Linked DNA regions of Homo sapiens: region 1 is linked to region 2. The links are chromatin loops, found by intact Hi-C in ENCODE. Cell type or tissue: B cell. All regions are shown on one strand. Each heading gives the region's core, and the rest is flanking DNA. Links, peaks and the distances in the headings are about the cores only.

The links. Hi-C counts contacts between places; a loop is a spot of excess contacts. Peaks named below come from ENCODE experiments on the same cell type or tissue, not always from the same donor. Only the 100,000 strongest peaks of a DNase experiment are listed, where the experiment ranks them.
Region 1: it touches region 2 in a loop (26-fold over the local background); 2 of 110 quality-filtered maps call a loop at or near these places.

The regions. Positions count from the first base shown.
Region 1 is chr10:61,393,442-61,401,441 of GRCh38, forward strand. No RefSeq gene overlaps it. Among named protein-coding and RNA genes, the nearest start is that of TMEM26-AS1, 55 kb to the right of the region's middle. In B cell, for the core only: no CTCF peak of the experiment used is centred there; a DNase peak (open chromatin) is centred at 4,400; H3K4me3 peaks cover 1,037 bases; H3K27ac peaks cover 717 bases.
Region 2 is chr10:61,125,403-61,139,855 of GRCh38, forward strand. No RefSeq gene overlaps it. Among named protein-coding and RNA genes, the nearest start is that of LINC00845, 120 kb to the left of the region's middle. RefSeq lists enhancers at 10,117-10,346, 10,769-11,063. In B cell, for the core only: a CTCF peak has its summit at 14,094; DNase peaks (open chromatin) are centred at 9,969, 10,189 and 10,959; H3K4me3 peaks cover 503 bases; H3K27ac peaks cover 1,605 bases.

The sequences.
Region 1 (8,000 bases), core at 1-8,000, 260 kb after region 2:
GCTCTTTTTTGGTTTCATATGAAATTTAAAGTAGTTTTTTTTCTAATTCTGTGAAGAAAGTCAATGGTAGCTTGATGGGGAGAGCATTGAATCTATAAATTACTTTGGGCTGTATGGCCATTTTCACAATATTGATTCTTCCTATTCATGAGTACGGAATGTTCTTCCATTTGTTTGTGTCGTCTCTTATTTCCTTGAGCAGTGGTCTGTAGTTCTCCTTGAAGAGGTCCTTCACTTCCCTTGTAAATTGTATTCCTAGGTATTTTTTTTTCTCTTTGTAGCAGTTGTGAATGGGAGTTCACTCATGATTTGACTTTCTGGTTGTCTATTATTGGTGTATAGGAATGCTTGTGATTTTTACACATTGATTTTGTATCTTGAGATGTTGCTGAAGTTGCTTATCAGCTTAAGGAGATTTTGTGCTGAGACGATGGGGTTTTCTAAATATACAATCATGTCATCTGCAAACAGAGACAATTTGACTTTCTCTCTTCCTAATTAAATACGCTTTATTTCTTTCTCTTGCCTGATTGCCCTGGCCAGAACTTCCAATAAATACTATGTTGAATAGGAGTGGTGAGAGAGGACATCCCTGTCTTGTGCCAGTTTTCAAAGGGAATACCTCCAGCTTTTGCCTATTCTGTATGATATTGGCTGTGGGTTTATATGTGTATAAATAGCTCTTTTTATTTTGAGATATGTTCCATCAATACCTAGTTTTTTGAGAGTTTTTAGCATGAAGCGGTGTTGAATTTTATCGAAGGTCTTTTCTGCATCTATTGACATAATCAAGTGGTTTTTGTCGTTGGTTCTGTTTATGTGATTTGCGTATGTTGAACCAGCCTTGCATCCCAGGGATGAAGACAACTTGATCATAGTGGATAAGCTTTTTGATGTGCTGCTGGATTCGGTTTGCCAGTATTTTTATAGATCCTTATAGTCAGAGTTTTTCCTTATCATTTCTGAGTCCACTTTATGTTCCTACACCATGTTTTATTACATTTTGTTAGCTTTACACATCTGTTTAGCTGCCTTATTTAAATACTTACTTGAAAGATTGTGGGGGTTGGGGAGGAGAAAGAGTAAGAAAGTTGAAATTTGTAAACTTAGACATAAGCATAATGTTCTATGACAAATTATAAGATCTTGTTCTTCTATACTTACAAAAAGGTAATTAAATTCCTCTTAAGGGATCCGTATCTCCAAGGCAAAATAACATTGATAAGTGGGTACCAGTTTTAATTTGTATCATTTTCATGAATGTATCCATATTAATGCGCATTGAATACAGACTCACAGTTTAACACTATGGGATATTCGTTAGGTTTCTTAATCTCTCTTTCAATTTATTCATCTATGAAATGGTGGTAATAGCATACACCTTAAAGACTTGCCATGAAAATTAAACAGAATTTCTATGAAGAGCAAGCCTTAACCTTCTTGTAGCTCGATTTTCTCATCTATAAAATGGATATAAAATAATACCTATGTCATAAGTAAGTTGTGAAGATTAAAGAGGTAGACATATGTATCATACTAAGAAAAATTCCCACGTAGACTAAATGCAATTATTATTCTTTTTATATTTTTATTTTACAAAGGTTTTATAACTATCCTAAATTAATTCCCTCACCTTAAAGATTGGAAATATAGATTTCCTCAAACCAAGTACTATAGTAGCATTCTTTAATGGCCTTAAAATGACCATTTTTAAAAATTGCAAGATCTCTCATTGCCTTCATGGGATTCTCTATTTATTTTGGCCCCAAATACCACAAGATTAGCTACTGTAGCGCAACAGTTCTTATCCATGGGTGATTTTGTGCCCCCCTCTCCTTCTGCCTCAAAGGTATTTGGCAGTGCCTGGAGTCATTGTTAAATGTCAAAACTGAGGAGAGATGTAAAACTAGTATTTAGTGAGTGGAGGCCAGAGAGGCTGTAAAACATTTTAGAGTGCACAGAGCAGCCCCCATAACAAAGAATGATCTGGCCCAAAATGTTAATAGTGTCAAGGTTGAGAAGCCCTGGAAGGTTGGGAAGTCTTAGTGTAGAGTTTCACTTCCAGAAGGGGACTAACAGAAGAAACTGCCATAAAGCTGGTGGAAATAGATGTTTCTTACTCAGGTACTGCTGTTTCTGGATTTTGTTTTTTCTGATTTTTGTTTCTAGTTTTTCCAGAGGCTTAACAAATAGTGTAAGAAAATAAGAAAATGTGAATAGAATAGTTTAGAGTCCTGGAGATTACTATTACCCATCTGCCTCTAAATTCATAAATGATTCTATTTCTAAAACTGCTTGGACCCAAATTAAGAATCTTAAAGAGATTCATCCGAGTCCACATCCAGCATACACCCTAAAGAAACCCTTGTGCATGTGAATGTGCAGGGCGACACAGAGCAATAGCATTGGTAATGGTAAAAACTTAGATGCAATCTAAATATCTCTTAAGAAGAAATGAATAGAATAAGTGAATTTTAAATGAACTAGATACATATCAAGGTAGATAAAGGTCAAACGTAATATTGAGTGGAAAAAGTAAGTTGCAGAACAACTTGTTAAGGCAACCTCATTTTTACACAAATCATTACAGCAAGATAATACAATACCAGTTAGGATTGTATTTGGCTACATTTAAAGGAATTTAACAACAGTGGCTCAACCAAACAGGCTGTTGTAATTTTCTCCTGTAAGATTTCAGCTAAAGATGATCCAAATGAAGTTGGCTCCCAGCTGCCATCAATCGTGTCCCCACAAAGCGAGGGAGGGAATAAAATTTACCTGGTCTGGTGGTCCAAAAGATGAACAAAGGATGATAATGTGTAAGTAGGTTTAATTAGTCCACTTTTGCTAAAGGACTCAAAAATTTATTTTTGTATAGGCTCAAACCTGCCACCAGGGTCCCTTTTGTAAGGATCATGGCTTATTTTACCTTCTTCTATGCTTTCATCCTCAGGATCACAAGATGATAATTCTTGCGACAGATATTGCATCCATGCTCAGATCCAAAGAGGGAGAGGAGACAGAAGATGTAACTGAATCTAAATCTGCCCCATCTTACCAAGAAAATTATGGTTTTACTAGAAGTCTTACCTTTTAAATTACTTATAGTTCCTTGACCAAAACTTGACCATGTCCTTCTCTACCCACCATTTGGCTTTTTAGCTAATGACAGAAGAGCCTGGGAGAGGGGATGACTAGAACTCACTAGGCCACAGAGCAAAGTTTTGATAGGACAGAAGAGAAGAGGGGATTAGTGACAACTAGTGGCTCATTAGAATTTATTGTCTCAAATATTACATATTGTTTAAATATAATTAATAAACATATAAAAATGTAGACTGGGAGAATACATACCAAATTTGTGAAAATGTGTGTCTCCAGGCGGGAGAAAGAGGAATACAACTGAATAGAAGTACAAAGAGGATTTTCAGTTGATCTCCATTATCTTTAAGTATTCATATTTTAAAACATCTGAAGCAAATGTGACAAAATACTAGAGTTCTTAAACCTGGATGTTAGATACATGAATCTTATACTCTGTAATTTACTGTAATTGTTCAAAATTAAGAAAAAAATCTTCGAAGGTATTTTGTTAACCTTCAGAATGCTGGGGCTAGTGGTAAGTGTTCTTTTACCTTGAGAGAGAAAAAGACATGAAAGTATCTGCCCAAATAATGAAAGAAAGGAGGACTAAGATAAAAAGTCCAGGGAGCTGCATTCCCACTGGCCCCTAACCTAGACAATTATTGGAAGTTCTAACACCCAAATCCATATTACATACAGAGTCTCCCAAGTGCATACTCTGAAACAATTGAACTAGGATTTAAGCATAACCATGGGGAAAAAAAAATTAAGTATTCATGATTCATCTTGTTCTCGCTGAAAGTCAGCATAAAAGCTTACACGTACAATGTTTCCAAATAGCTGACTGTCCTAACATTTTCTTTCGTAAGAGATAGGTCACGCAGGATACTCATACAAGAGGTGCTTTTATGTAAGACATTTTTATCCCCCCTCTTCACCATAAAAAATGTGTAATGAATTATTTTCTAAAGTTGATGGTTTTGGAGCATTCATTTTCATGAAAGTCAAAGTCACCCCCACGCAGTCATGAATTCTTTTTGGATGCAATTCAGACTTTCCAAGGTTACCATTTCAGGTTTTACAGAAAGAATTGTACCACTCTGACAAGAGGTATCTAGGAGAACTTGAGGAACAGAAAGTTAAGGAAGCAAAAGACAGGATGAGGTGACATCACCAGCACTAGGCATTTAATGAGTACTTAAGAACTTATTTTCATGAAATATAGACAAAGCCAGTTTAGAATAGGTTTTAATTTATTCAGATGAAGAAGTCAGAAAGAAAAGGAAGGAAGACGCCATTTTAGTTTCACTTTTACTTGCTGCAGATTAATATCCCATGACCTAAAGTGCTCGCATGCAAAGAGGAAGAGCTAGGGAGAGAAAGGAAGGGAGAAAACTGTATCATGGAAACTTGAAGGGTCTTCTGTCATAGAAACCCAGAGATTCCCTGCCATGGTGCCTTTCTTGTATTCTTTTAATTGCTTTTGAAAAGTAGTAAGGGTTTCAGTGTAGGAAGGAGGAAAAATTAGTTTTCTTTTTTCCAGCTCTACTAAATATGAAAGAGAAGACAATCAAAAGAAAACACTCTGACATGAATAATTGTAGTACCACAGAAACAAGGGCAATCGTTTTTCTTTGAGTGAATGTGCACAATGTAAACTTCTGTTTGGGAAGAAGTAGTCAAATGACTTTTCTCATTTTTAATGAGTGTTTGAATATTTCTGGAAATGGACACTGCTGGCAACAAACTAGCTCAGGGCCCAAAGAGTGGTAATTCAATCCCATTCTGATTATGCTGAGAAATGGAGTTGTCATTTTATGGAAGTGGGTTTGCACCCACTTCCAGGGACAGCGAGACTGTTTTACTGGTCAAAGCTAAGTGTAGAAAATTTCAGACCAATGGGAAAAGAAAATCTACTTAGATTTTTAAGTTGATTTGTTATCACTACTGCCCCGTGTTGGAATAAAGTCATTTCATAATGCATTCCTACCTTGGGAGCTGAATCTTTGGACTTGAGTCCCTTGGCCCCAAAGACTTGACCTTTTATAAGTCTGTTGACCTCTCTGAGTGCTCATTTCCTCATTTGTTTTTTTAAAACTTGCCTCCAGATTGGCTGTCAAGACTGAGATAAAGATGTGAAAATGTATAAACTTTAAAATGGTGGGCAAGTAAAATTGTTTCAAGGATATTATAAATATTATGTGCTATTAGCAGAAAACTAAAGATGCTTAATTTTTTGTTTTGTTATAGATTTTGTTTGTATTTTGCTTTTATGTACAGGTAATTCTGATCTTGAGTATGCCATCCCTAGAATACAACTAGGCTGACCCTTTTCTCAGCTTTCATTTATTTGCTTTCAAGGAGATAAGGAGATCCCAAAGGCTCCAGGAGTATGTGACTCAAAGTACAAATAAAGAGCAGAGTCTATGAGTAAAATCCTTGTAAAGGTAACCTCTGAAAGGAAGTCCACAGCATGACACTAAGTGAAACAGCATTTTTGAGGGACTTGAAGCTGAAAAAATAGAAGTTATGATAGTCAATGTTTGCTTTAGCTTATCCAAGAAGTTGGAGAAACAAGTTCTATTTTTTTTTTGGAAGATTCTAATTGAAAATAGGATTTTTATTAAGTTTTAGAAAAGCCGTAAGACGAAGGTGAATTATCTGATAGCTGCTCAAGTATTTCCTGAGCGTTATCCTTTTGAGGGACTGGAGCTTTGATGAATGTGTCTGTCACCCCAGAGATGCCATGGTATAATAAATGGATCAGTGCCTGGATGTTTAGTCTTCTATGGAATAACATAGAATGCAGAAATTCAAGGGTGAGCTTATTTTGGTCGGTGCTGATTTTACATCTGTGCAGGTAGGTGTGCAATTTTAAAACACAAATTTTCAAGATGCTATATAGATCACCAGCACTCAGGCTATGAAGCAGCATGTGTGTGCAGCAGAACCAGAGATGTCTGCAAGTTCAATCAAGTCTGATTCAACAGTCTCTAAAGTAGAAGCAACAGCAGATCCAGAAATATCAGTCATTGCCTCTCATGATGTTGACTCCCAAGCCAAAATAAACCAGACTGAATGAACTTTTTTGTCATGTCTGATTCAGCAGCACACAGCTTAATGGGCTGCTTCCCAAAAGAGAGAAATGGTGGTGGACATCTGTTCTTAAAAATGACTGACATGTTCCCCAAACTAGCATTTTCTCTATGGCTTTTATGCCATTTATCACTATCACTAAATACAATTTTAAACCTTTCAAAAAGGATTTGAAAGAGTTAAGAGATTATAATCCTCAAGTATGGGCCAAGTATATCTTCTTTCTAACGTTGTGTTGCTGTAATTAAAGTTGCTAGAGAGTAATGGCCCCAAGTATTCTTCCTGTTAGCCAGTGATTCTGTAAAAATAAACCTCAGTGCTTTTTGACATATGACAAATGAGCATCTTCTGCCCTGGATATCTACCAGGGATATACTTTAAATTATTCTGAAGGCCTGTAAAGTGCTTTTAAGTCTTCCGTGGGGCTTTCACATGAATGGTACTTTACCACTTTGAGCATAGAAATGTGGCTGAGTTCAGACAGAAGCCTCTCCAGAAGAGCTGCATCCTTTGAAAAGAAGACAGCAGATCATAGCCAAAACCGCTGTTAAGTCTAAGATAAGTTCTTGCCATGTTTCGGGGATCCTATGGTGCCCATCCCACAGTGATCAAGGGCCATCAAGCTGCAAAGGTGTGTTTTCAGAAAACAAACAATTCTCATTTCTTTTAAATCAGCCCTCTAAGATCTACTTTCTTTTTTGCATTTCTTCTTATATTTCAAAGTGCTTGTTGGAGCAAGGCTAGGGACTGCAGCTTCCACACAAAACTCAAAGAGAACCAAAATGAGCCCTTCACAGGCATGAAGATAGGTGGCAGGGAGTGAAGTTTATGGAGGCTATAGCAACATTTTTTAAAGGCCACTGTTATAAAAATTTTCTCTAAAGCAAGTAAAATGTCTTATTCATTTGTGTATCCCTCACATAGCTAGCAGTAGTTTGTATATGATAGATATTAAAAGATATTTGTTGACGTCATTGATCATTCACAGAGCAAAAATATTATTCCTCATGTACCCTGAGAGTCTCCATGGATTACAGAAAAAATAATAAAATGAGGTTTCAATTCCAGAGTTTACCACAGGGGCACCATTTGGTCTAGGCTTCAAATTCACAAAAGGCCTGAAAAATCTCTCATTTCTCCAAGTGAGGTTATATATGCCTTCATAGAGGTGATACTGACAAGATTGAGAGCTGAAGTTGTTCAAAATACATATTTAAATTAAGCCAAAGTTTTGGGAACTCTTTCCTTTTTTTTTTATTTTTAAAGAATGAACCAGTGTATTATTCCATTTATATCTATCTATCTATCTATCTATCTATGTATCTATGTTAAAGGGTTCACAAAAGAATAACCTTTAAAGTGTTAATAATGAATTGTAATAAGGTGGGAGTTCATGTGATTTTTACCCTCTGTATGTTTTACCCTCTGTATGTATTTTATCCTTTTGTATGTTTGAAATTACTACATTGATCGCATATGATTTATATAACCAGAGAAAGCAATAAAACTATATTCATTACAGGAAACAGAGTATAGGATGCAGCAAATGACTTTGAGAGTCAGTCAAAGATAACTCCTTAGTCTGAGCCCAAATGACTGGATGGGTGATGGTTCCATTAAGAGAAATTGAGCGATCAAGAAGAGAAACAGATGTGGGGGAGGAGAAGTTTTGAATCCAAATGTGAGCAAGTTAAGTTGGAAGTGTCAGAAGTGCTTCTGCATGGAAATGTTAAAGAGAAGCTTAGAACAAGGCTGGAAATGCAGATTTAATAGGGCATTGATGAGAGTGGAGTCACAGAGAGACAGATGAGCCCAAATGA
Region 2 (14,453 bases), core at 6,454-14,453:
ACTCTGGGCAACATACTGAGACCCCCTACTTAAATTTTTTTTAAAAATGGCTGAAAGGTTTAATGAGATCGAGTTATTAATTATAAAGACTAGCCAATATTTGGTCCTTAAATACACTAACAAAAAGGCAGACCAAAAACTATTTCTGACACGCTGTTAAATTCTCTTTCAAAAGAATAAAATCTCTCTTTCTTCTACCCATTTACCCCAGTCCCCTGAGGTCTGTCTCTCTGCTGGTTCTTGAGTTTGAGCTGCTTTTTACAGCCATCTGTTACAGTGTTGTGTAACAACAAACAATATCCTCCTAAAAATGTTTACAAATGCTTCTTACATTAGGGCTGTATATTTTTTCATTATGCTGTGGCATCTCCATTGAAAAATTATTTTAATCATTGCAAACTGAATTACACAAGGATAATGCATAAAGAGATAGTACTTAAAAGGCTGAATGTACATTAATTGCTTCAGCTAATGAAAGAAACATGACTTAGCCAATGCACACAACATGAATCCTAAGATGCATGGACAATTGACTACGGTAATAAAACAAGTATTAGTGTGTTAAATCTGAAATCCTCATTATGCTTCATGCAGCAAAACCGACTGTGTACCTGCTGTTCAGTGTGCATTTCCTCCTCTTGACACCAAGAGCTAATTATAGAACAAGGCACAGAGTGAAAGCATGTGACCTACGTTTGGGGACCTTCAACAACACTGCAAAGTTATGTTTGGTGACTTCTTATTTTCTTTTTAAGCTGATAAAATATGTGTTGGCCTAAATGATTTTGGAATATCTTGATGTTCTGTAGGCAATTTTAATTAAAATATGAATTATTTATATATGCACACAGTTTATTTCACTTACATTGGGATCTTGCTTTATCTCCCTTGGCTCTATCAATTAGTAAATTGTTAATGCAGGGATAATTTATGTCACAGTGTTCAAGATGCTGGCCATTGATTTCTTTGCCTGTCTTTCATTTCACGAACCCAAAGTAAAGATGATGATAAAATCATGGCATTTAAGAGATAAGAAGAGAAGTAAATGTCTTCTTATTGCTGCTTATCTAGAATCACATGGCATAAATGTTATAGTAAGTTATAAACAGACTGCATTAACCTACCACCTTCCATTTATAGAGTAAAAATATCATGTTATTAGGAACCTCACAAAAAGCTGATATACTTTAAACCACCACCCCCATTTTTGAGAAACTTTGAGGGCACTACCAATATACTTCAAGGGATATGAACAGTTGGCTTAATTCAAAGTAACTGCTTGATATGGTTTGGCTTTGTGTCCCCACCCAAATCTCATATTGAATTGTAATCCCATAATCCCCACGTGTTGTGGGAGGGACCCAGTGGGAGGTGATTGAATCATGGGGGTGGTTTCCCCCATGCTGTTCTCGTGATAGTGAGTGATTTCTCAAGAAATCTATGGTTTTATAAGCATCTGGCATTTCCCCTGCTTGGGTTCATTTTCTCTCCTGCTGCCCTGTGAAGCAGTGCCTTCCACCATAATTGTAAGTTTCTTGAGGCCTCCCTGGCCGTGTGGAACTTTCAGTCGATTAAACCTCTTTTCTTTATAAATTACCCAGTCTCATATATTTCTTCATAGCAGCGTGAGAACAAACCAATTACCATAAGTGGGAAAAGAAAGTATTTCTTTTCTGGTAGAACCAGATCTAGAAAATAAATCTTTTTCTCTTTCATAGTTTATACTACATGTTGTCTTTTTAAATTATTTTCTCATAAAGCCTTGGATATGTTTAAATGTATTTCTTTTGTGTTTCTTCCCAGATTTGTAAATTGATGACTTTGGTGCCAACTAGCCTCACATTTTGGATGGACACAAGGGCCTTTCAGAGTTCTTTTTAAAAAAAAAATGTTGGGCAAAATTCTCTTTAACTGGCAATACTTAAGAACTCTGCAGATCAGATTTTAGGTGATTTATTTAGATGTTTTTGTCTCTGAAGAAAATGATATATTGGCTTATTTATTGTTTCGACTAGCTAGTATATACTCTTTTGATCAATATTATTTTAATTTTTCAATTTTTCTAGTTCATTTATCAGAGTTCTTTAGAGATACCATTTGGAAGCATCTGCGAAGCCAAGTCAGCAACAGCCATACTTCAACAGCAAAAGTATAAATTAAGTAGAAACCCCAGGATCTCAATAAGTGACATTATGGGAAATTTTACTCTAAGGGTAGATTACAGAAAAAGTGGAAAATTTGTGGGAAGAGGTGAGAGAAATAAGGGGAAATGTTTTCAATCTATTCAACCTATGGTTCTAAATGATAATGCACACCAGAACTGCCCAAAGAACCTTTTATACATTTGGTCTTCAGGACCTACTCTGCAAAGATTCATCACATCCCAGCAGGGTCCTGGAAATCTGTATCACTCACAGATTACCTGAAACTAGTATAGAAACTGTCCAGAAGTGTTGATTTCCAAAAATTAAACATTTTTTACTCATTTAGTTACTCAACAAATATTCAGTGAGCCCTTAAGCCCTACCCCCAATCTTAGCCTTCAAGGAGGGCTTGAGGGAGTCTGGTAAGGAAGATAGATGAGAAAATAGCCAAGTTCAATTCAGCAAGATAAGTGGGTAAGAATGGGATGCTATGAGGAACATGGATCATTTAACCCAGTCTAAGATGTCATAAAGGGTTGGAGGAGATGGTTTCTAAGCTGAAACCGGCAAGGTAAAGAATAAGCAAAAGGTAGGAGGACTTGGCCTCTGTGTGTGTGTGTGTGTGTTTGTGTGTGTTGTGTTTTGCAAGGAGGCTGTGGGTTGTGGGGCTGGAGGAGGAGAAGGTGTGAGAAAGGTTAAGGAACTTGTTAAGACACATTTTCAGGTCTCAAGGAGCTTACAATGTAATTGGGGAGATAAATGATGGCAAAAGATTTTGGTAACAGATGAAGACAAGAGAAGTGACTTCCTAGGAAGCCTTTTGATCAATTACCAATGGAATAATGCAGACTCAGCATGCTACAGGATTTCTCTGGAGAAAGTATCTAGTTTCTTCCAGCAATAAAATTCTGTGATCTACAGACTTCATTCTGTAGTGGGAAAAAAGGTTTCATAGAAGAGGTAGGGATTCCACTGGGGACTGAAGTATGGGTAGATTTTTATAACTTTTTATTCTGATAGAATTTTAAGCTTACAGAAAAGTTACAAAAATACTATAAATCACCTTATGTTGTATCCATATTCACCGACTTACATCTTGCCCTATTTGCTTTTGTGCTCTCTCTTGCTCTGCGCACACACACACACACACGCACACACACACACACACACACACATACACACACCACAGATCCATTTTTTTTCTGAACCATTTGAGAGCAAGTTAGAGACATTGTGCTTCTTTACTCCTGAATACTTTGGTGTATATCTCCCAAGAAAAGAACATATACTCACATCTCACAGTAAAATAAACATGATATTTAATATTGATATAATACTATTATCTAATTGACAATCTTTCATCAAATTTTGTCAGTTGCTTCAATTATGTTCTTTATAGACTTTTCTTTCTTAGTACAGGATACAATTCAGATTCATGTATTGCATGTAGTTGTCTCTGTAATTGTCCATTCACTTAAACAGCTCTTTAACTTTTCTTTGTCTTTATTGATCCTGGCATTTTTGAGAAATACAAACCAGTTTTTTTGTAGAACATCCCTCAGTTTGGGTTTTTCCATTGTTTCTTTATGATTAAGTTCAGGTTGTACACTTTTAGACAGAAAGAAGAGAAGTTAGGTTGTGTCATTCTCAATTTATTATAGAAGGAGACACATAATATAGGTTTGCCTGAATACTGGTGATGCCAACATTGATAACTTGGTGGGGTGTCCTCTAGCCTTCTTCACTAGCATTATTCATTTTCCCCCTTGTTATTAATGAGAATTTTGTGGGAAATACTTTGAGGCTATATAAGTATCATGTTCCTTATCAGGCTTTCATACGATAGCTTGAACATCCGTCAGTGATTTTCTAATCTGTCATTGCTTCTATATTTATATTACTCCATCTATATTACTATAAGGAAGAGCTTTCCTGGCTCCCCTGTCTATTTATTCATTTATTTATATCAGTATGGGCTCATGGATTTTATTTTTTTTAATGGATTATAATCCACCACTGTCATTATTTATTTTCATGTTCAAATTTTCTCTGATTTTACCACTGGGAGTCCCTTCAAATTGGTTCCCGTGTCCTTTTGCTAGGTTCCATTGTATTTTGAACACTTTCTTACTTTCTGGAGTGGTATACTACTTCAAGCTTATGTTGTATTTTCCCTGTTCAAACCTTAGAATCTACCTTATGTCCAAGAAGTACTGGTTCCTAGTACCAAAATCTAGGTGCACTCATTGCTACTGGGGTCACAGTTTTTCTAGATTCCCTCGTTGGACAGGCTAGGATATAGATATCTCTATTTCTCTATTTATTTATCTATATTTTAAAAACCATGAGTTCATACTGATAATGGTAGATTCTAGTCTTTCTTGCCTTCATATTTCTCCAATTGCCAACAGTGAGAAACCTAGCTCAGAATACATACATTTTTAAAAGGCAGAGAAAAATAAGGAAGTTTTTCTGATCTTGAAGGATCTGTGAGATATCCAGGTGGAGATGGGTCTGGATCTGAGTTATCTCTATCAGTGAGAAAATTCCCATTGACTTATGGCAATTTATGAAGTAGAATAAATGCTAAGAATGTTGCAGTTGCAGGATCTGCATTGGAGTGAAGATTTTTTATTCACATATATGCCTTCCATTTTATACACAAAGAAAACATCATCTCTGGCTTTCATTGGTGGAGGATGGGGAGCCCCCTCAGTGCAAGAGGCTTGCATTGAAGTTAGTGGCTCCTTGTTTTTAACAGTGAGATATTTAAGGTTAACCTCCTATTGAACTATTTGTGGTGTCAGGTTTCTATACCAGGCAAGCTTGACCATAATTCCTATAAAACAAAACTCTCCTAAAAAACCTTCTTTCTAATAAATTTGGTTAAGAAGTTCATCTTTCAGGCTAAATGGTAAAACCTCTTCAAAACATAATTGCTGAGCTTTTGTTCAGGACTGAAGGAATCTCTTTTCATGACCTGTCTCCTTTCATAAACTTTCTAATCATGGACAGTCATTACAATGCTAGCCATGGTTGAGCAAGATTACTTTTACTAGTGATCCGCTGAAGGTAACTTGAGACTGCAAAACCAGATGCCAGAGTATCATTTATTTTTCAGCATGTGGTGAGAGAAAAGTCATTTTAAAGCTTTTTGCTAAGGTATGTGGGGATCACAAAATGTTTCCAAGTTAGACCAATGACTGTTTGCTTCTTCCTATCAGAGAAGGTACACTGAGTACTGGATGAACAAATTCTCTCAGCTGGGAGGTGTGAAATTGTGGCAATTGGAAAGAAAATTTTCCCTCTTCCAGGTGAAAAGAATTGTAGAAAATAATACTTTAACTGAAACCTTGGCCCAAGACACAGACTATTCCTTATAGGGTTACAAAGCTTGGAAGAACTTAACTTGATTACATGGAAGGTGTCAAGATCTAAGCCAGGCCAAAAAAATATGCCTGAAGCAAGGAAATTAAATATTTACATCAGGACTAATGCTTTTTGCCTTTTAACTGGAAGGGCAAGAGAGATTAACACAGGCCTGGCTCCTGAAACAAATATTTTGTCTATTTGGTGAAGTGTATTTCTGGGATAATTTTTTCTTTATATCTGAATTAGTTTTCCAGCCAGAGCCAGACTAATCAATAAGTGACGCAGGCATAGATTGATGTCTCCTGTTCCCCTCCTCTTATGATCTCCTCACCTACTCCCCAAAGTCTGACACTCCATTAACAAAGGGCTGCTTGTGTGCCATAATCATTTTGTAATAAAGAAACCAAATAATGTAGATAAAATATTTAACGTGGTGCATGTCACATAGAAAATACTCAATATTTAACAGTAATGATTATTATTTCACAGTTTCAAAGGTAGCTTCACAAAACTAGTTTTTGAGATGTCACATTATTTCCTTTAGATAAAATTGAATTCAGCTCTGAGTCTTTTTCTTTGTTCTCTTTCATTGGTAGGAAATTTTCTTTCAGTCATTATTAGGCTACCCCCTCCCAGTCCTGTGGCCTAATAGAGAAAAGAGTAGTTGTCTAAATACATATGGCCATTCACTGTTAGGGAACACTTGTATCTGCCTTGCTTGGTCCTGGGACTTTGCTGCACACTCTAAGGCCAAGGGCCTAGACCCCTGTGGGCCACCATTTAGTCCCTCTCCACTGAGGTCCCACAAGCTCTCTTTAGTGCTAGGGGTGAGTTCAGACCCAGTTCCCGAGGGACCCTCAGAATTTGTCCTGGACTTGGGGGTTCCCCTCTCTCCTGTTACTTTCTTTTCCCTCATTTATTCCTATGTCATATTTGCAAAGTCTCTCTCCTTTCACCCCTATAGCAGGGTCTCCAGATTTAGAAAAAAGAAAAGAAAAGAAAAAAAATCTCTGCCCAATTAAATTTGAATTTCAGATTAACAACATTTTTTTTTAGTATAAATATGTTCCATGCAATTCTTGGGACAAACACTAAAAAAATCATTTATCTAAAATGTATATTTAACTTGGCATTCTATATTTTATCTGGCAGCATTACCCTAAGGGTTTCTGCTTTGGAAAGACCCAGGAATGGAAGTTTTGGGTAGGGTCAGATCTTTCAGTGCAAATATTCATTGAGATAGAAGAACAATCTGCATAGACTTAGAAAGGTACAGGGGAAAACCCAGGATCGACAAAATAAAAAATAATATCCATAAATAATCCTGTTACTCTCGTCATCATTGTAGTTTCCATCATCATGTTTATTCCCATCATGATCATTGCCCAAGGTGAGTTGTTGTTAAAGACTCAAGCCCCCTGGGGAAGGCCATAATTCATGGATCTTTTTCTGAACACAGTTTAAATTAAGATAAAAGAGAAGGAGAAACTAGGAGGCATGGGAAGGATGCAAGCTGAGTCAGTGGAACAGAAAGCAAGAGGAAGAGGTTAGGGCCAGAAAGGCAGCTTTACAGCTCATAATTTCACTGATTGGCTTGACTCGGGCAGCACAGGCTGGTAGAACACACTCTAGCCTGACTTCATTCAAGTCTCAGCACCACCACCACCAAGCCATGTAGCTTGGGCAGGTCACTTGACTTGTTCCTCCAGCTGAAATCCCTCATGAGATTCAAACCCAGCAATGCACCCAAATGTTTCCTAAGTGCCCCAAAGTCAACATGTACAAATGCAAATGCAAACTCATCTTCCTCTTCTCCAGACCTGCCATCTCTATATTAGTGAAATGATACCACCATCTTCACAGGGATCAAGGCAGGACACCTACAAGTCATCTTAGACCTAGCTGCAATGTGTTACTCCTGGTGACTGCCACAGTGAATTACCTGGCTGGTAAAGCCTACATCCTCTGCCTCCTTCTCTGCTATGAAAAGTGAGGAGCTTCTCAGACAGAAGAGGCCCATTTGAGGTAGGAGCTGGGACTTTACTTTGGAGGCAGGGCTTAGACTACAGGCCAGATTGAAGACTGGCTTAAACAGGGAAAAGGAAAACACCTCTCCATGAGACATGCCCAACAGTGCCATGTCAGTTTACCATTGCCATGGTAACACCCAGAAGCTACCATCCCTTTCCATGGCAATGAACGAATGATCCACAAGTTACCACCTCTTTTCTAGAAATTTCTGGATAATCTACCCTTTAATTTGTGTAGAATTAAAATTAGGTATAAATATGACTGTAGAACTGCACCTGAGCTGCTACTCTGGGCATACTGCCTATGGATCAGCCCTGTTCTTCAAAAGCAGTACCTCTGCTGTATACTACCACCTCAATAAAAGTTGCTGTCTATTACCACCACTTTGCTCTTGAATTCTTTCCTGGGCAAAGTCAAGAACCCTCCCAGGCTAAGCCCCAATCTGAGGCTTTGCTTGTCCTGCATCACATCCACACTTTTCCAGGAGGACAAAGACACAATGAAGTGTTCAGAGAAAGCAGCAAATGGTTCTTCTGTACATTTAGGGGAAAAGTTGAATTACATATCCTCCTGTATTTTTACAATGACTTTGTGATAGTCCACTCTATCTTTCTTTTCTTTAATTGACTTGAACAAGTCTCTGTTCCTGTCTATCAAAATAACAAACAGAAAATCATTTTACTCTCTTTTTCTCCATGGACATTTTACCAGAAGATGTTGAACAAAACTAGAGTGGCAGGGTACTACTGGGGGATATTTACAGCCTGGGGAACTTCTTGTGTCTTCCAGAGCTAAAAAATACATATTAGAACTTACCATAATGGCAATCTTCTTAATAATATCCCAATGAACAGAAAATTATTTTGGATGAATCCATTGAGTTTAAACCCAGTAGAACAAGGTAAAAAGGCTTTTGAAAAGAAGCAACCAATCTTCTCTACTCTTAAAATAGCCTTTTCTTTCCCATAGAACATAGAGAAAGAAACCAAATAAGTGGGAAATGGATGAGAAAGCACAATCAATACTAATTCATGGTTCCTGCTTTGAAAGGCAGCAAAAAGTCATTCATAATCTCATGTGCTTTTCTAGTTGTGTCACACGAAGGCCTATGGTAAAAGGATAAGAGGAAAAGTAAGGTCATTACCCATGTTTGAAAAATTGTTAAATTGTTTGCGAAAGGAAAAAAATCTCTTCTTAATAATGTCAGAGACACAGGACCTAAGTGAAATCAATTTTGGGTAGTTTGGGATCATTCTAGCCCAGTCAAGAGAAAGTTTCAAAACGGACTGTAGCAATGAGGTCCATTTGTTATAAAACCACCCTAGAGGAGAATGCACATGTAGGCACACGAACACATGCACACCCCATACTTTGTATTTTTTATATATTTGTGTATATAAAGTGTTCTGTGTTTAAAATTTTATATATATTATTGACACTCAAAGTATAAATTCCTGACCCTCTCCCAACAAAAATTAGATTCAGAATTAAGTTTAGATCTTTGGTCAGCTTTTGGTAGGGTTTGCAAATAATTGAATATAGAAAGCAAGTGTTTTCTGTTTTCTGAGTTCTATAAGAATCCAGTGTGTGTATATTTGCATGTGTGCATGCATAGAATTCTTTCCCTTATGGTTTGCGATCATCCTACTTTATGCCTCTCAGATATTTAGCTAGGAAAATGACTCAAGTTTCATAAATGTCATTCCAATATCGGATCATATCCAGAGCTGTTGGTGTGTTTGATGGAGACATACCTTAAGCAACTGTTTATTGAGTGCCTGTTAAGTACTAAGTACCTTCTTCATGACAATCCTCCTAGTTCAGATTTGTACCCATTTTTCAGGTTAAGTCACTTACTCAGGATCATGTTTGACCCCCAAGTAACTGAGCTGGAATTCAGTTCTATGGTGCCAAACTTGAAAGCCCAATCTTCCCATGACTAGTGATGACTCTATGGATCCTGGAGACAGACTGACTTTGAATCCTGTTCCTGTTGCTTTCTAGCTGTTTTACCTTTGGCAAATTACATAATTTTTGTGCCTTAGTGTCCTCATCTGTAAAATGAAAATAATAGTCATTTTAATATTATTTATTTCTTTGCTAATCATTTATTAATTTAATAAGAAATTGCTTAACAAGATTGTTGGGAGGATTAAATCATACAATATATATAAAGTGCTTACCCAACCCATTGTAAGATCCCATCTATATTGGTCATTGTCATGATTATTCTGTACTTTGGCAAGAGATTCAAGCCTTGAAGCTCTCATGGCCCATGGAGATGCTAGTTTACTAGCAATTTGCCCCATAGACTGGTTGGTTCATGGCTAGCAGCAACTACTTTACCTGTCCTATCTCTACGTGCTTCTAAATGGGGGAGGGGAGGGGCTCCAGGGTGTGTAAGCACATCAAATGCAGACAGGATTTCCCCAAATGCATTGCAGGTGCCAGAGGACTGGCAAGCCCATGTTTACTTTCTAGATTACTTGGGAAAACTTGAGAACTCGCTGATGGTGGGATGGCTTTTCAATTAGAATAACCTCACTCAAAATCATACATATTTTTTCCTTTTGGGAAGTATAACTTGTTTGATTCTAGTGTCCAAAACTTACCTTCTCTGAATGCCTCCCACCATGGTGCCTGAGCGAGGGGCTTTCCACTTCAGAATGAGGTCATAAATATGCAAATATTCTTCTCTGTGGAGTTGACTTTACCAGGCTCATTTACAAAGTTACTCAGCTGTGACTTGGCCACTTAAATAACCCTGTTGCTTAAAGATATCCCTTACTCCAGCCATTTACCCTCTAAACCATGTTCATGTTATAGAAAAATACAAATACAAGCACGTTCTGCACGAGCAGTATTACAAAGCTGTATTTTGTCAGTTGTAAATTATATCTGGTTTTGAGGGAGGAAAGGGAGATCAACAATTCTATATTCTATGAAACAATTTCATAAGAAATATTAGACCCTCATAATTCTGAAGTCTCATATGCTAGTTTTATTTTGTTCTGGTAGGTTTTAGAAGCAAACAATTCTCTGGGTGCCTAAAAGTAATGCCTAGGTTTCTGTTTTTACATATTTAAGCTATGCATTTAGATACAATTCAAGCATTCCAGGGTGTTAACGGTGTTTACAAAGAAAACTGCCAGAGGCAAATTCAGGCAGTTTCTTAAATTAATAATGCTTTTGTTCAAACTCCAATTTTTTCTTCCAGTTCTGCTAGAACCAATGTGCATCTTCCCCATTTGTTCAGAGGATAATGATGACAATTTCCATTTACACATTGCATTTCATCTGGAAGGCACTCTCTCTCACACACTACATCACTGTCTTCCACCTTCAGCATGGCAACAGGAAATGCCAACTGCATTATCACAGTCATTGGTCAGTGAGGAGAAGAGAACCCCCAAAGCAAACACCGCATCAGAGGCTGGAAGAAAGGCAGGAAGGCCAAAAGTGCAGTCAACACATTGCTGTGTTTGCTTGGAAGGTAGGTCTGGTTCAAGGAGCAGAATGTCTTCCAGTGACCACCCCTGTATCTTTGTAGGAATAAGTGGGACTGCGGAGCTAGTGGTTTGGAGCTAGACAGACGCACATTTAAGTCATTGGCTTATCACTTTCTTGTCAAGTGTCTTTAGGCAAATCAGCTGATCCCTTTGAGACTTGGTTTTTGCAACTCATTACAGGGGAAGAATAACTCCTACTTTCCAAGGTTATATATGTGGGATATATATGAGTAAATCATGTTATAGGGGGTTACTAAATGTTCTCCAGGATTTGCTGTGATTACTAGTGTTGCTATAGTTACTGTCAGTCACTACTACCTATACAGTTGAATATAATAGGTGTTGTGGACCCTCTTCAAATTGTCTGATCTTAAGTCCTAACAATGGAGACAATCTTGTGGTTTGCACAAAAGAGGGAGGGGTGTTATCACCCAAGGCCCAAATTATAATGCCCTTTTATGGGGCAAGGAGAACATATGGTGTTCCATTAGCATAGCCTACACAAATACTTTACACAGTGATTCTCACATTTTAGTTTGTCTAAAAGTCATCTGAAGTGCTTTTAAAAATACAGATTGCAGGGCCCTGCCCTAGAGTTTCTGATATGGTAAGTTTTGGGGCCCAATAATTTGCATTTCTGAAGAAGTTTCCCGGTAGTGGTAGCACTGCTCTGGGGACAACACTCCAAAGACCGCTGCATATGAGGTGATCAGGTAGCTAATTACCATCCTGGAAGCCACTGATAGCCTACTCTCCAGAAGGTGTTTTGTGTTGGGGGCCAGAGATTTCAGAAGAGGCTGGGCATATTAAAGGTGAAGCCAGGGATAGGTTGAACACCTGCAGAAGGTAAAGACTTGGGGGGCAGGGCAGGTGTCAAGATCCTGTGGCCCCTATTTCACAGTTGCATCTATACTTGCTTGGCTTGGCTTGGCTCAGGGTTTCTGTCCTTTCTCCCCTTCGTGGCTTCCTCTTTCTCTTTTTCAATCTCTCTCTCTCTCTCTTTAGGATCTAATACTTTTTATTATAATGTCATTGAAGCACAAATATAAAACTAGTTACAGTTACCTTGTGCCTATAGCTCTTGCATAGTCAGCTGGGCCATAACAAAGCACACGGGCTGGTGGTTTAAGCAACAGGAATGCACTGTCACAGCTCTGAAGGCTGCAGGTGGAAATCAAGGTGTCAACAGGGCTGGGTTCCTTCCAGGGGCTTTCTCCTTGGCTTGGAGATGCTGTCTCCACTCTGTGTCCTCACATGGTCATTCCTCAGTGCATGTGTGTATCTTAAACTCATCTTCTTATAAGGACATCAGTCAGACAGGATTAGGGCCCAGCCTAATGACCTCATTTTAACTTATTTACCTCTTTAAAGATCTTATCTCCAAATATGGTTGGTTATGTTCTAAGGTACCAGGGGCTAGGACTTTAACATGTCAATTTTGTGGGATACATTTTACTGGCTTCCTCTTTCTAACCACTCCTACCCTCATGGAGTGCCCCTTTCCACTGAGTTGTCTCCAGACTGGCTGATGAATAGACAAGGAAAGAAAGCCTCAGGTGGTAGAAACAGCAAGCTAAGTGGCCTGAAAGCTGGATTCCAGTAGCTAAAAGCAATTTGACTTTGTTGGAGCCTAGAATGCAAAGAGATAGCAGCTTGGGAGCCTGCTGTGGAGTGACAAAGGCAGAAGTCAGGTCACCAATTGGACTCGATCCTAAATACTACGGGATACTACTGAAGGTCATTTATAGGAAGGGACAGTACTTGGTTTGTAATTTAAAAGTCTCACTTTTCTTGCAGTGTGAGAAGTTGACTGGAGAGCCTTGAGCCTGGAGACAGGGAGACCAGAGAAGGGGATGTTGTAGGTGTTTTGGCATGAGACCATGGTGGCTTCCACCTGGGTGAAGCAGCAGGATGGGAAAGACTTCTTGAATCACTATTTAATTATAATCAGAGTTTTGAACCATTTCAGTCATTTATTCCAGTCGTTTATTGTAGTGACTCCCACACTTCAGTAGACAAAGCAATCTGAGCGGGTCCCTGCAACACAGTTTCTGATTCAGTGAGTCGGAATGAGGTCCAAGAATTTCCATTTTTAATAATTTCCCAAGGGATGCTGATTCTGATGCTGCTGGTCTTGGGACCAGACTTTGAGAACCACTGACTTATTCCTATTTTGCTACCAAGAGAATTACAGCCTTGAACCCTTCCAGCTAATAGGGCCTCAGCTTTTGGTAACCAGCGTCAGTATGCTTAAATAAAACATTGAACCTGTTCACTAAGATTCTGCTCCTCCAGCATCTGCATCAGTTCACCAAGCTCTCTCAGGCTCTAATTTGTCTTCGTGAACCATCAGCCTTGCTCTAACTTTTCCAACAACTGCTTCCTCTCAGGCTTCACTTGGCTTCTACAGCAAATGGAACCTGCTCATCCCCAAGAGATTCTAATTAACTCTCTTGGGGCCAACTCCCTGAGTGAATGACTTGAATAACTCAGCATGATTGCAATGTTTTATTTATTTAAAGATTCCAAATTCTTCTACCCTGCATGCCTATGTTAAACAAGGACAACCCAAAAAACAATCATGAATTAAAGAAATGCTTCTTTATACCCTGAGTTGTTCCTCTGTTCTCCGACTCTTTCCATGTTCCTTTAACTTTCACAGATGGCCAATCTTTCTTGATTTTAATTTGGCAAGGGCCCTCCTTAAACATATTTTGATGATGGTAATAGAAAATAAAAATTAACTACAAGACTGCTGTCCTAATCTGTCATTAACAGGTTTTTCTTCCTTTGGAAAGATTAGCAGAGTATGAATCATTTCAGAGGGCTTCTTTTTCTTTTCTTTTCCTTGCTTTGTTCCTCTCTCCCTTCCTTCCTCCCTCCCTTCCTTCCTTTCCTTCTTCCTTTCTTTTTCTTTCTCTCTCTTTCTCTTTTACTTTAATCTTCTTCTCTCCCTCCTTTCTTTCTTTCTCTCTTCTCCTTTCCTCCCTTTCTTTCTTCCTTTTTCTTCTTTTCCCTTTTTTTCCCCTTAGGCCCAACCCTTCCAGTCCCCGTTTTTTGCAGTGTCGAATTTCTTGCCACAAAATTGATGCAATTGCCGCATTCTCTGCAATGAATATACAGGCTCCCTTCTTGCTCTCAGAGAAGTGAAGCCTATCCTTGTTACCTTCAGCTCCCCGTACCAGTGAGCAACTTGGCCACGCAGGGACTTTAGGGCCTGAGAATGGATTCCTCGAAGTACTCTGCAGGAATTGATTAAAACAGGAAGGAGAGGGGCGGGGAGATGAGAGAGCCAGCAGAGGAAAATAACATGTTAGTGCTCCTTTGTGCCTTACTGAAGTCAAGGCTGACTTCATAGTGTCACTCAGGGAAGGAGGCCAGGATTCTAAAGAGGAGA